Linked DNA regions of Homo sapiens: region 1 is linked to region 2. A link is a contact called in ENCODE Hi-C or POLR2A ChIA-PET data. All regions are on one chromosome and are shown on one strand. Each heading gives the region's core, a stretch centred on a gene start or an enhancer-like site at or near the end of the contact. The rest is flanking DNA. Distances are from core to core; before and after follow the strand shown.

The links. Hi-C counts contacts between places; a loop is a spot of excess contacts on that map. ChIA-PET counts read pairs that join two places held with the same protein, here RNA polymerase II (POLR2A). Pooled maps may share reads with other maps.
Region 1: a loop to region 2 is called in a pooled map, with 2.8 times the contacts of the local background. The contact joins two enhancer-like sites. A Hi-C loop is called at or near these places in 1 of 168 maps with a recorded cell type or tissue (Caco-2) and 1 of 50 pooled maps. POLR2A ChIA-PET finds 5 or more read pairs at or near these places in 5 of 52 experiments (Caco-2, H1, HEK293 and 2 more).

Annotation. Positions count from the first base shown.
Region 1 is chr10:28,679,292-28,686,642 of GRCh38, reverse strand. BAMBI (BMP and activin membrane bound inhibitor) reads right to left here. Exons shown (of 3, transcript NM_012342.3): 2 at 5,098-5,385; 3 at 3,711-4,660. The coding sequence ends at 4,242. Among named protein-coding and RNA genes, the nearest start is that of BAMBI, 5.4 kb to the right of the region's middle. RefSeq lists an enhancer at 1,860-2,768. Within about 2 kb of position 5,247, at least 3 of the 41 ENCODE cell types and tissues checked have a DNase peak (open chromatin) inside an H3K27ac peak, as active enhancers do.
Region 2 is chr10:28,763,189-28,770,762 of GRCh38, reverse strand. All of the region lies in intron 2 of LINC01517 (long intergenic non-protein coding RNA 1517), which reads right to left. Among named protein-coding and RNA genes, the nearest start is that of LINC01517, 23 kb to the right of the region's middle. Within about 2 kb of position 2,287, at least 2 of the 41 ENCODE cell types and tissues checked have a DNase peak (open chromatin) inside an H3K27ac peak, as active enhancers do.

The DNA of each region.
Region 1 (7,351 bases), core at 3,998-6,497, 87 kb after region 2:
TAGAAGTATTTGTATTTTGTTGGGAGCACCCGTGGGGCAGGCTGTAATCGATTGTGGCATTGAGAATCAATTGTTGAGAATGAACCAATCAGACATAAGCCACGCAAACAATATGGACACATTATCTGCTACCTATCAAATCCATTGATTTTCTCAATGGTTTGACCATTCGGAGCAGCTGAAACTCCAAGGGAACTTCATTCTATCAAATACTAGAAACTCAAGTAAGTTTATATGATTAAAACATTCTCATCAGTAGCCATCTGTATTATTCCAGAAGGAAACAATTACAAATGAACCTATTTAATAGGCATGAGAGGCCAAAAATAATAAATTGAAAATGAATATTTAAAATGCCATATCCAGTCTGCAGGTGACTGGCAAGTCTCAAGTATGCAAAGATCTTAAATATTAAAAAGCAATATTAATGTACGGTACAAATAATGGGCACAAGTTCTCAGATTTTAAGGAATATTATGTGGGCACAGTTTATGCAAGAATGTTGTGTATATGAATGAAAATAGCTACAATGTCTCTTCACAATAATCCTACAAGGTGTTACTACGGCCCCCATTCCACAGGCAACCACAGGCAACAAAAGTGAATATTCAAAGAGCTTACATAATTTGCCGAAGTTCGCACAGCTGTGGAGGTTTAAAGACATTTGAGCTGAGAGGCAGAGAAGAGGACCAATTAGAGGCTGTAAGGGAAAAAAAAAGCTATCCCGGCCCCAAAAGAGCCAGTTCCCTAGTCATGATACTAGATGCCACTGCTTTCAAGCTTTTAGCCTATAATCAACCCATATTGAAACCAGATTTATGAGCTCTTCAGAGGAAAGCTTTGTGATTTTCTAAAGCAGACATGTTTGGTATTTTATAAGGTCAAACCCCCTACGGTGTAGTGTTTTTAATAAAATCAGTTCAGCAGAAATTAGAGACACACCAGTCAATTTCTAGGAAGCCTCTAAGCCATTCAAAATAAAAGGAAAAAAAAATAACATAAAAGACATAACCATGCACAGATCAATTTTTTCAACAGTGGTAGAATGTAAGGAGTTGTAGATAGAAAATCATCTTGGCAAATTTGGTCCCATGTCTCTAGTTTGGGCAAATTTCCACTCAGAAAGGAAAATTCCTTTTGGGGGGAGTTCTATGACAATATTAAGCAAGGGTTGTTCCTGGTTAGCCTGGCCTTGTGACACCTCAGAGTAACAGTAAACATCTCTAAGACGGAAAAACAAATAAACCAGTCACCACCACTTCTGACATCACTGAATCAGGTAGACCCTGGACCTTATCTTAGTCCTTAATCTCTGGCTCCTGGCAACTTCTGCACTCTCACAGGGAAGCAAAAGTAAAATCTATATGTAGTTCTTAGTTACATCCAAAGTTGAGGTGCCTGCAGTATTTTCATAAGAAGGCGGATCTGACTTTCAGATTGGTGGTGAGGACACGTGTAAAAACTAAATGAATATCAAGAGAGAGGATTTTTTTAGGAAAAGAGGCAGGGCTGGCCTATTATGTGGCTAGAAGCGGAGCCCCAGAAAACTGAGAGGCCATGGGCACAGTGCCACCTCCCCACAGTACAGGGAGCTGTAAATAGCCTCGTGAATATACAATAGGAAGAACAAAGGCCCAAGATCAAGTGGAGAGGCTGCATGCATCCTCCATGAAGTTTGTGGTAACACCAGTCCAGACATAGGCCTCTCTGGGAGGAAGGGGTTCACTGATTTCAAAGTGTTTCAAAGCACATGACTTTAAATCCTTCATTGTTTTATTTCCTAAAGAATTGCAGAGTTCCTGGTTAACCTGTACTTGGAAAAAATGAGGTGAACCGGCCCTCATCAGGGCAAGCAGAGAAAAGAAACTCTGACTACGTAACAGATATAAAAACTGGCCACTTGAAGAATTGCTGAGCTTGCATAATGTCGTACATGAAATGAGAATGTACAAGGAGCAAGAAGTCCTTTCATCTCTAAACTACAATCTACTATAATGTGATCAAGAGCCAGAGTGGGGTTGGGCAGAGTGGCTCACACCTTAATCCCAGCACTTTAGGAGGCTGAGGCAGGAGGATCACTTGAGGTCAGGAGTTTGGGACCAGCCTGGCCAACATGGTGAAAACCCTGTCTCTACTAAAAATACAGAAATTAGCCAGGCATGGTGGTGGGTGGCTGTAATCCCAGCTGCTTCAGAGGCTGAGGCAGGAGAATCGCTTGAACCCGCGGCGGGGCAGGGGGCAGGGTGGTGTGCACCACGTGTGGTGTGTGGCGAGTGGGGTGGAGGTTGTAGTGATACATATGGCGCCACCGGACTCCAGCCCGGGCGACAGAGTGAGACTCAAAGAGCCAGAGGTGGAGGTGAGGGTGGAAATTTCACCAACAGACAACTTTGATCAATTCCCTTGACAGGTTTGAAGGGTTGGGTTCAACAATTCTTTGGCTTCCTCAAAAACTGACATACATAAAGCTTAACATCTTTTATAAAATATAAGGCATGCATGCAAGAGCTGCTCATCTTAAAAGGGACAGTACGAATGCTATCATTTATTAATATGTGTTTATTCCACAGCTTAGTTTTTTGGGGCAGGTGGTCTATTAATATTAATAAAAGAAAACCCCATACTCGAATATGCAGGCTGTAATTTTTTTTTTTTGAGATGGAGTCTCCCTCTGTTGCCCAGGCTGGAGTGCAGTGGCACAATCTCAGCTTACAACCTCTGCCTCCTGGGTTCAAGCAATTCTCCTGCCTCAGCCTCCCGAGTAGCTGGGACTACAGATGCACGCCACCACGCCCAGCTAATTTTTGCATTTTTAGTAGAGACAGGGTTTCACTATGTTGGCCAGGCTGGTCTTGAACTCCTTACCTTGTGATCCACCTGCCTCGGCCTCCCAAAGTGCTAGGATTACAGGTGTGAGCCACCGCGCCCGGCCTACGGGTTAACTTTTAAGCAAAAATTTCACATATACAAAGGAATTCAGAAGATACCCTCCATGGCATAATATTCTCACATTTAAAATAAGAAAGATCCACTGGGGGCACGGGAAGTACACAAATAAAGCATACGTTTAAATTCAGGATGGGCAATGTTATCAGGACAAAAAGTCTTATAAGAGGAAACATTGTTTCCTAGCTGTATTAGTTACTGGCTAAAGCCAATGTTCTATTTGGTTACATAAAGGATCATTTGGGAGGATGAAACCTAGTAGCAGTTATTTAAATCAATTGGTGTATCGTGTTCACTACAGAAAAGCTTTCTAAGTATTAAAAAAAAAAAAAGCATCACACTGTTGAAGCACAAGGTTTAAAATTAAGTGTGTTGTACAGTAAGGTTTGGCTAATTGGGGAGCCAAAATACTTAATTTGGCTTAGGACAAAATAAACTGGCCAATTAATCAACAGTAAAAGGAGACAGTGACTGACTTGAACAAAAAAACAGTTGTTTAGTTGGTTTTTTTTTCTTTTTTGGGTGGAGGTATACACATTGGAAAAGGTATTCCGGAACACCTGGATCAAAATGACCTTTGCTAGGTCAACTCCAGAAATTGATCAATCATATCTGACCTGGTACACATAAATTCCAGATCTCCTTCTTAGATGAAAGCTAAAACCAGAGTTATCCTATAGCCAGAATGTGGGTAAGACACTAAAAGATGGTCAGTATACATTTAGAAACTCCACACTGTAAGAAAATTACACAGGCACATGGAAGAATAAGCAAGATCTTGGTCTTGTTTAAAAAAGAAAAGAGAAAAAAAAAAACCAAGCCACATCCTAGAGTTGAGAACAAATTATTAACAGCAAATGGCCATTTGTATAATTAACATGTACTGTCTCACGTTTCCCAGTTAAATTTATGAAAGACACTATTAAATTTCAGACAAAATATATATATTTCTTTTAAATCTTTACAATAAATCAAGATGTAGAAGCTTACATAGGGCACATTTTTGTTTATTTAGGTACTCAATTCCAGCTCCCTTGGATGCAAATAACCCTGGTGACAGTGTGTACAAAGTCTTCTCTTTGCTTTTTATAATTTTAAAAGCAAATAACACATTTAACTGTATTTAAGTCTGTGCAAATAATCCTTCAGAAGAAATATCCAAGATTCTGTTTGCAGAGGTCATTTTGTCTCTCAAAGATGATTAAATGAGTTTGTCTTCAGATAAAGTGCTCCTGTCCAGCAGAACTCAAAAGGCCTTCAAGCTGTTCAGTAAGTGTAGTTCAGATAAGACTCCGTCATACGAATTCCAGCTTCCCGTGCCCACTGTACATGCCCCAGTGAACAAGCGAGAGGATCTTATCGTTGCTGAGGTCTGCTTGTCTCATTTTATCACAGGTCAGACAGCAGTTCTCGTGCCCACTGACCGGCACCATGCATTCCAAGTCTAACTTTGCAACCTGCCCCTTTTTGGAATGGTGTCCGTGAAAGCTGTAGTGCAAACGGGAGAGCATCTGTTGCCGCTGATCCTGCAGCCTCTTATTTTCACTTCGAAGCATCCTCAGGGCCAACATAATAAGCAACACTAAAATCAGCCCTCCAGCAATGGGCACGGCAATGACCGCTGCCCGGAACCACAACTCTTTGGAAGAAGTCAGCTCCTGCACCTTGGTGATAAGGTTTCTGCTACCATCATGCTGATACCTGTTTCCTTGTCCTAAAGGAGTACAAAGAAAATGATCAAACTCCATGCTAACTCCTCCTAGGGATATTCATAATCATCAATTCATTTTAACCAAGAATTCCATTAAAAAGAAGCTTACAATTAAATCAACGATATTTAGAAAACATTGCAAAACTATCTGAAGAAGCTTACAAACGCATTTGTTTACAGACTGTCATTACTGAGATGTAATGGCCTTTTAATGTCTTCAAAATGTTGAAAAAACAGGCAAAACCTATTATGTAGACAGACATCTAATGCTCAGACATAAAAGCCACTCAATCAAGATGCATCTTTGCATCCAGCCAGGCTTCTCCCTCTGGTGTCTCTAATTACATTAACAACAAAATCAATAGCAGACATACAAAGTCGTGGCTGTCACAAGTCTATAGATCAGGCAGGCATTCTGGTTAGAAACGGCTTCCACCTACCTGAGGCCTCACCCCTGGGAGGAGAGAGAACATCGTGCAGCCCTCTGTAATTGCACATGTCTTCATGACAGCATTCCAATGTGGGTATGGTGGTGCCAGAGTGGTTTCGGGCCTGTTTGGCTTGGCAGATGTCTGTCGTGCTTGCAAGAGAGTCCAGGCAGCCATGGGTGAGTGGGGAATTTGAGTTCTGAGGATCAAGAAGTCTAGAGAAGCAGGCGCTGAGCTCAGATTTACACATATAACCAGTGGCTACACAGTGGGCAGCATCACAGTAGCATCGAATTTCACCTGAAAACAATGAGAAACCACCTCAAACTCTGCTCCAGAGACCAGATAAAGCAACTATTTAGGCAACTGCTAAATCCCAAATTCAAAGGCATGAACTTTTAGATCATCCAAGCTGAGGGCTCCAGTCTACAGAGCCTGGAGAAGCCCTTCCTGCAGCCAGTGCGTAAGTTTCAATCCAGTTAAACGTCATTTTGGCAATGTAGTAATCCCAATAGCAGGTTTCTGAGGAGTTTAGAGTCATTTTAAAAAAACTTTTGCTTTTTGAAGGAAATAGTAATGAGTATAATTTCTCCTACCATAAGGTATAACACATTATTTATTCATTTTAATCCTACATGACCATACAACATAAAAATGTTAGGCTTTTTGATTTTGTCAGTATAAATATTTGATCGGAACTACTGAATTGTTTACTATCCCACAGGACTGCACCAAGAGTTAAGAGCTTTAGCTAACACCTTATAAAGTTATTAACTAGAAACACAACAATCTAGAAACTGCCCAGGTCAGGAGGTTTTAAAACTATGAAACTAGGCAGCTATTTGCAACCTCTCTAGAAAAGGCAAACTTTTTGCCTATAAAGATCTTTTCATGCAGAGGAGCTTTTAGTCAGTATATTGTAAAACAGGAACTAGGCAGTTTACAATTAGTGGTTTGCTTGCCAAAGTCAATTTCTTTCAGCCCAAATGGAAAGTCATAAAAGGTGGGGGGAGTATAAAACTGCAAGGCTAACTTCTCCTCCTCCTCCTCACAAGTTTTACATGTAATTCGACATGTGATCTAAAAGGGGAAACACTGAAACTGAAAATCCTCTGCTGGTTGAATGAAAAATCCTTAAGGAAACCTCAAATTTTCTACAGGAAGTGATTAAAAGTTTCCTTTATAAAAACTTATTTTGTGAGTTGCATGGCTCCGTTCACATTTTGTCGCAGGGCAAGATTGGAGGCTTTAATATCAGTTTCTCGTTGAAATAATCTGGGTCTTCAAGTTCTCACTAATACAATATCCACCTAGTGGACCCTGGTCGCTGTCACATGCCACAGCGAGTAAACTAAACTAATGCACACGCCTCTTCCAGTTTCCCGTCTGAAGATCCGAAACCTCCACTCTGAAATTAAACACCGGGATCTGCTGTTTTACAAACCTCTTCCCACCCTTACCTTTATTCTTCCCCCTCTCTCTGAACGCCCCAGTAAGGTGTCTCATTTAATTATCTGTCCAAATTCCAGACCACGGTATTGTATGCTCAGTTTTCACCGGACGCTGCTAATGCTTCGGTTCTAAGGAAAACCAGCCCGCTAAACACAGATCTTTGGCAACCCTTAACAGTCCAAAGCTAGGGGTCTTGCTCCTAAATCTGCACTGGTTGGGCCCAAGTTCCTTCTCTGCTTCAAGTAAGAACCTTGCTTTGCAGAACCACTTCTCTGCTCTTTCTCCTCCTCCCTCCAAGCTCACTTTATTTTCCACATAAAGCTCACCAGTCTTCTGGGGTGATGACTACATATCCCTAGTTTGACAAATTCCATATATAGATTTAAAGTATAAATAAAACAGATTAAAAGCCCATTTTGACCCTATTAGCTTCAGACCTTGTACAGAAAAGGAAGACTGAATACAAGTAAAATGCTGCTTAAATGTTTATGAGAGCCTATTTTCAATGACCTAAAAACAGCCTAATAAAATTTTGACAGGTAACTGGGAAAGTTCTAACTACCTTTTTTTTTTAATTGGAGCCACATTTTAAGCAAGGAGAATGGACTTTTGTACCACTGTATTAAAACTATATTTCTGTCGTTCATAAAGTTTCTTCCTGTGGCATGCAAAAGGCCAGAAAGGGGACTGGTATTTTGAAACTGTGGAACAATGCCCTTCTGTTTCTGTCCCCTTCTCGTTACTGTATGTAGTGATTAAACAAAAATGTCTGCTTTAGTCAAGATGGCTACAGGAGAGACTGCTGGCTTCTTTT
Region 2 (7,574 bases), core at 1,038-3,537:
TTATCTGGGTCTGGTGGTGGGCACCTGTAATCCCAGCTACTCGGGAGGCTGAGGCAGGAGAATCGCTTGAATGCAGGAGGCGGAGGTTGCGGTGAACCAAGATCACACCATTGCACTCCAGCCTGGGCAACAAGAGTGAAACTCCATCTCAAAAAAAAAAAAAAAAAAAAAAATTTAAAAAACAGATAGGCTAACACTAATCAGTTGAATTTCTATAAAGTCATTCTTTACTCAAAATATCCAATTCATTTTATCATAACAGATGTGTATTAGAATGCATGAGTATACATTATTATAAATGGCAATTGTAGAATGATTATGGTATAGGAATCTTTTTAAAAGCTGACATTTGGGCTGGGCATGGTAGCTTACACCTGTCATCCCAGTGCTTTGGAAGGCAGAGGCAGGAGGATTGCTTGAGGCCAGGAGTTCAACACCAGCCTGGGCAACATAGCAAGACCTCCATATCTACAAAATTTTTTAAATTAGCCAGGTGCCATGGTATGTGCCTGTAGTTCCAGCTACTCAAGAGGCTGAGGCAAGAGGATCACTTGAGCCCAGGAGTTGAATACTACAGTGAACTATGGTCTTACCACTGCACTCCAGCCTGAGAGAGCGAGACTCTGTCTTTAAGAAAATAAAAATAAGGCTGGGCATGGTGGCTTACACCTGTAATCCCAGCACTCTGGGAGGCTGAGGTGGGCGGATCATGAGGTCAGGAGATTGAGACCATCCTGGCTAACACACGGTGAAACTCCGTCCCTACTAAAAATACAAAAAAATTAGCCAGGCGTGGTGGCGGGCGCCTGTAGTCCCAGCTTCTCAGGAGGCTGAGGCAGGCAGGAGAATCGCTTGAACCCGGGAGGTAGAGTTTTCAGTGAGCCGAGATCGCACCACTGCACTGCAGCCTGGGCGACAGAGCGAGACTCCATCTCAAAAATAAATAAATAAAATAAAATAAAATAAAATAAAAGTTGGCATTTGGTGCTCTTCGCTTTGCAAATAAGTAGACATAAAAAAATTTCTCAGTTCCCAAAGTTAGCTTGTACTCCAAATCCTTTTGACTTTGAAGCTGCTTGTCTCTCTTTTTCAAGCATGTGTGTGTACATGTGTGCATGTGTTTATATATATAGGTGCACACGCGTGTACACACATAGCCCTTGCTTTTCATCTCAACGGTTGGATGGATGAGGCCTATGGCCAGATTCAGCCATGCCCTACAGTTATCAAGCATGACAGAGCTGGAAGAAAAACATCTGGTCCAAGGTTGCTGTTTGCCTTTGTAGCAGAGAATTTTCTTTGATCTCCAGCTGGAGTTCTCTATTGAGTCTAGCAGATCAATTAGTTAATAGGCCATTCCCACTAGTAGCTCTACCAGCTGACTACCTAGGATAGAAATAAGTTCTATTTATCAATCCTTCCCTTCCCCTTCTACTTTAGGCACATCCTTTTTCCTCTTGAAATAACATAATTATTAAACCACTTCAGTCACTTCTGTGGTTAATGATTCCCTCCTTTTTCGGTTCCGCTCTCCTGCTGAAACCTCTTGGTGGGTTTTAAACACACCACTCCATGGCGATAGTTTCATTTTCTACTACAATTAAGGTTAGGAACAGCTTGCAGTACCAATATAAAAACCAACAGCTTGTCCAGGTTTTACTAGTTCCCTTGGGGAACTGAAACAATAATTTTTGTATCTATGTTTCCAAAAATTCAGAAGAGTAATATAACAATTACATTTTCACCTGGATTTCATTTTAGGAAGCTTGGTTCATTTTCCTTATATTATAAAGATCAGTTCCAGGAATTTAAACAAACATAAGAATTTTTTATCCCGTTTACAATGATGTTGCTATCAGTGCTATTTAGAAAAGAATAATTATATGTCAGGGAATCAAACTGTCTTATTTTGGGACTGGCACGTAGAATTCCAATTAGTTTTAATAATTTTAGTGGGGTCAAGACATTTTGTCTGAACTCAATGTTTCACCTGAACACAAAACCATTATTTTGTACTATATTTACCTATCAAAAAAGTGCTCTAAATTAGTTCTTTTTGGAAAAAAAAAAACAGGATTAGCTAAATGACTGGCTGTTTTAGACACTCCAGTTAGACCAGCTATGTACAGAGGACAGTCAACTTAATTCTCCCGTGAGGTGGTGTTTGATGCCCTGTTCAATGCGTTTTACAGCAAGAGACGCTAGTCCGGTTTCTATGCTGGGACCGAGACAAACTGTGCAGTACCAACACTAGCTCTGCCCGAAGTACTCCCCCCTGGAAATGAAACAGGGCAGCTGTCTTCCAGCACGCAGGGCATCCCAGGCTGTTACAAGTACTTCATCCACATAAAATTGCAAAGGGAATTTTAGAAGTCAGAATGTAATTATCCCCTTTGGAGTTTGGCAATGGAACAGGAGGATTAAACAGAGCTGTCCTTTGTCCCCGAAATAAAAGATGCCAGCGGCTCCACAATAGACACAACCAAGGCATGAGGAAGGAGCCTGGAGTCTTGTTTGTTTTGGTGTCCGCTTTCTCACCTCCGTAGATCACCAATTCCGTGTTCTCAAAAATCAGAGCAGGCCTCAAGGTGACCCCTTTTATGGCATCTTACTCCCATTTTCAATGCTGTTTAGAAGAAGCTAGATGTAAATATTCAATAAAGTCCCTGTGAGCTACTGCCCTTGTGGCTCAGTAAAAATGAAAAGCTACTTAAAATACAAGTCTCCAAGCTTTGTCTTGCAGAGAGCTAGAACAACCCCAGGATACCCTGGGCTTTGATGTAGAACCTTCCAAAGACCACATTAGATGGTAACTACCAGTATAACTATTCTCAAAAACTCCAGAGTGACTTATATCTCATTTCCATAAACTTTATAATAAAACACTTGTAATTAGGCTGGTAGGAAATGAACTGCTGAGTATAAGGCTTGAGAGTTTCACCACTAGGTACCTTCGGAGAATCACTGAAAGTAAGTTAGCTGCTTGATTTATGCCACGTATATCCACAAGAACAGCAAAGCCAGGACAAAGTGGAAGTTGCTGTACAGCCTTACGATCTACGCGTTCTCTCATTCCTTTGTTCAAAGCATCCTTGACATGACTCTCCTTTCCACTTTCTACTTCCTATTGGCCCTTCTGAGAAGGTCACTATCCTAAATGACTTATCCCGGGATCTGACACTCACTCCTTCTAACATCTTTTGACAGGATCCAAGTAGCACCCCAGCAATACATTCCTAAGGCCCAATGGCCCTGACTCAAGCCAGGCTGATGAAAGCTAAGATGCAGCATTCTAGAAACCCTGAGCTCAACTCTAGCCAATGCTGACATCCTGACTTTCAAACCCATCCGTTTCCAAAAGGAAAAAACTTTTCAAGCTTTCCAATCATGATAAGTTCTGAGCCACCTAATACTGATGTTTTGTAGTTGATTGGGTGAAATAGAAGTCAAACCTAGTCTCAAGCTCTCCAAGGTGACATACTTTCCTCTAGTTCTTGCTCTAGATGACAAATATCTTCTTGAGGGTAGAACCAGTGAACCTCTCTTTCCCAAGAGCCACACTTCATCAAGCAGCCCAGGTCAAATTTTACAATGTGCAAACTAGCTAGAGAATAGACATTACCTAGAAGTCAGCACACTTCCTACTCATGCAATTTTGTTACCTTCAGTAAAAAATGTCTTGGGTCACTTTCGTACAAGAAGAATAGAAATCAGTTCTTTGATGACTGTAAGTTAGCCCTAAGGTCTTGCTTTCTGGTCTTTTTCTCATCTCTTGGGTATATTTCTGTCCCATTTTTATTCTTTTTTTCCTAGCAAAAACTTTGAATTTTGGCTAGGTGTGGTGGCTCACACCTCTAATCCCAGCACTTTGGGAGGCCGAGGTGGGCAGATCATGAGGTCAGCAGATTGAGACCATCCTGGCTAACATGGTGAAATCTTGTCTCTACTAAAAATACAAAAAATTAGCCAGGTGTGGTGCCACGCGCCTATAGTTCCAGCTACTCAGGAGGCTGAGGCAGGAGAATCGCCTGAACCCGGGAGCCAGAGGTTGCGGTAAGCTGAGATCACGCCACTACACTCCAGCCTGGGTGACAGAGCAAGACTCTGTCTCAAAAAAAAAAAAAACTTTGAGTTTTTTTAACCCAGAAAATGAAATGCCAATAATAGCAGCAAATAGGATGTTTTCTTTGTGACAGTCCCAAATCTGTTTGACTCTTGCAATAGACTGAATGTGTCCCCCCAAAACTCCTATGTTAGAACCTAACCCCCAATGTGATGCTATTTGGACGTGGGGTCTTTGGAGGTCATTGGGTCATGAGGGTGGAGCCATCATAAATGGGATGTGCACCCTTATAAAAGGGACCCCAGAGAAGCTCTTCACCCCTTCCACTATGTGAGGACAAAGCAAAGAGATGAACATCCATGAAACAGGATGCAGCCCATCACTAGACACCACATATCTGAGTGCTGTGATCTGGGATTCCCAGCCACCAGAACCATGAGAAATAAATTTCTGTTGTGTGTAAGCCATGAGTCCACGGTCATTTGTTATAGCAGCCGGAATGGACTAAGTAAGACAAGTCCAATATCCAAGATCTTCTCTCGCTGCCTCTCAGTTAATTACCTGTTGTGGGAAATCCTTTTGAAAGATACTTGCCTGGTGATTAGGAGGATTTTACTGCTTCCCATACACAGGGACAAAAGCAAGGATCCAAAAGTTTTAAACAACTTACTAGAGTCAAAAAGTGAACGTGAAACAGCTATAGCCATGTGTTCTTTGTTCTGTAAAGTCATGATCACATGGAGCTCTTTAGAGAGGCTGAAGACAGGACAGAAAGGATGATGAGAGCATCCCCCTCTGATGCAACAAGAGAAGCCCACAGCTCTAGCCCTCCCACTTTATGCCTTGAAGTCCCATCTCCACTCTCATTCCATTACCTCTGGGAGTCTGCCTCTAGTCAAGTCTGGGCTTCTGAACAACCGTTTTCATTTCCTGTGTCTTGGGAACATTCTCCGTGTTGCTTATTTCTTGCAGACTTCACTGGATACTCTCAGCGTGTTGAGTTTCATCACATATGTACCCGGCTGAGCGACCCATTTAGCAAAACTCCCTTGGTTTATGGATCTGGAAAGCCCTCTGTGAAACCAACCTACCATGAGTGGGAATCCTACTTTCTGCCCTGGCCAAAATCAAGCTCCCTTCCTCTTGGCAGCCATAGAAACATGGGTGTTTTTTTCACCCAAAGTTTACAATGGGTTAACTTTCTTTTTCAGACTTGCTCCAAATACTTGTCTGGTCTCTGGGCAGGACTTGTGATTTGATGACATGTAATTTAAGTAAATACATTCAACTCTAATTTATGGGTGGAGAGGGAGACTCAGAATTTAAAACAAGGCATTAAAAAAAATAGAGGCTTCCCAATATGCATTTCCCAGGGTTTTGCTCCGACTGCCTCTGTTTTCCATGTTTCTACAGGCCAACTCCTGCTGGCCCTGAATAGACCTCCCGTGGAACAGAAGCATCAGGACATTAATCTAAGATTAAAACACACCTCCACACTGGCCAAATCATAGGCTACTCCCAACAGTACTGTTATTGATTGATTGATTGATAGGGTGCTGCTCCATCACCCAGGCTGGAAGGCAGTGGCACCATCACAGCTCACTGCAGCCTCAACCTCCCAGGCTCAAAGGACCCTCCAGCCTCAGCCTCCCAAGTAGCTGGGACCACAGGCATGCACCACTATGTCCAGCTAATTTGGATTTTTTTCTAGAGATGAGGTTTCATCATGTTGCCCAGGGTCCAAAAGTAAATACTTTTAGAAGTAGGTGGTATCGCTTGGCAAACAAGGTCAAAGGGTTAAATATTTTGCCTTCGAAGCCCTATATCCCAATGCTCTCAGATTCAAGAGAAACTTATAAATTATTTTCTTTTTTTTTCTTCTTTGGAGACAGAGTCTTGCTTTGTCACTCAGGCTGGAGTGCAGTTGTGTGATCTCAGCTCACTGCAACCTCTGCCTCCTGGATTCAAATGATTCTCATGCCTCAGCCTCCTGAGTAGCTGGGACTACGGGGATGCACCACCACACCAGCTAATTTTTGTATTTTTAGTAGAGACAGGGTTTCTCCACGTTGGCCAGGCTGGTCTCAAGCTCCTGACCTCAAGTGATCCACCCGCCTTGGCCTCCCAAAGTGCTGGGATTACTGGTGTGAGCCACTGCACCCAGCCATATAAATTAATTTATAATACTTTATTTTATACGCATCAAGTATTTAACCTGAGCACATAACCTATGGAAAAGCATGGGGCTTCCAAGAAAATACGAACTTCTAGACTCAACCATGATGCTAACTATGGGGGTTTCCTTGGAAAAGTGACATTATCAATCTGGACCTCACTTTACTTATCTGCAAAGGGAGCCCTTCAACAGGATCATGTCCCAGGTGCCTAAACCCTTAGGAAAATTGAATGGCTGTGTGTCAGCCGTGACATTTGCCAACCCGTGCCCCATGCAAAGTTATGTCTCAGGCTCCAGTGCCAGAGAGTCTTCACGTAGCCACTTCATTTCTCCTCTCCATCATGAGATTGTGACAGCCCTTTTGTAACAACAGCACCAACCCCAGAAACAGCAGGAAATCGAGAATGCTGGTCCTTAAACAAAAACATCCACATATAAAAGCCTGCCTTGGAAAAATTAAGGTAAACATCTTTTGGACTTGTTGCTATTGACAGTATGTTTTCAATTTGCAACGCAAATTCATCGGAAGCTTTTCTGCCAGGGAACCGGATGGCCCTGGGAATTGGTAATTGGTAATGAGTCGTGCAGCCTTTCAGGTCTCGGTTACCATTCTGAATGGAGCCCAACTAATAGTGAATTACCTGATACTGTTGGAAACCTTTGCAACATGAGCCAGACCCCTGGATTTCTTCCCTAGCTTAAAACATGAGTTAAAACAGTGTCTGATTGGCATTTATAAAGAGAATTAGTAGAGAACACTGCATGGGGACAAAGGTGGACAAAGAGAGAGTAAGCTGGGGGTTCTGTCTCTGTGTCTGTGGTTTTTCCCCAGGATAATCCAAGGGAAATTTCCAAGGAATGTCAGACCCAGAGAAGTGGAATTAATGTACACCTCACATTCTTGAAGGGTCAGAAATTCCAGTCTTGGAATTTTTATTTCTTCCTAATCACTCTCCCAGTCCAGAGGATCAAACTACTTTTGCAGCAACTTTCAAGGTGAACTAGATTTTACTACTTATGATTTGTTCGGTGAGCCCACACTAAAAAAAAAAAAGGACAGTTATCATAAGGGCTTTAAAAGCAAACCAAAACAATGAATCTTCTTGGCCAAGAGTCACCAAATGAACTTCTACATTATGATTTGGTCTGCTGCATTTTATTTTTGGTATCTGCAGTCTTCCTAGGGGAACCATCTAACAGAAAAACAGAACTTTTACATCACTTGCTTTCCCTGCCCAATTCAGTTCCATATTTATATCACTACTTTTCCTTTACACTCTTTGGTTTATAGTAGCAATAATTTTCCCTCATATACAGTCCAACGAACAACCAATT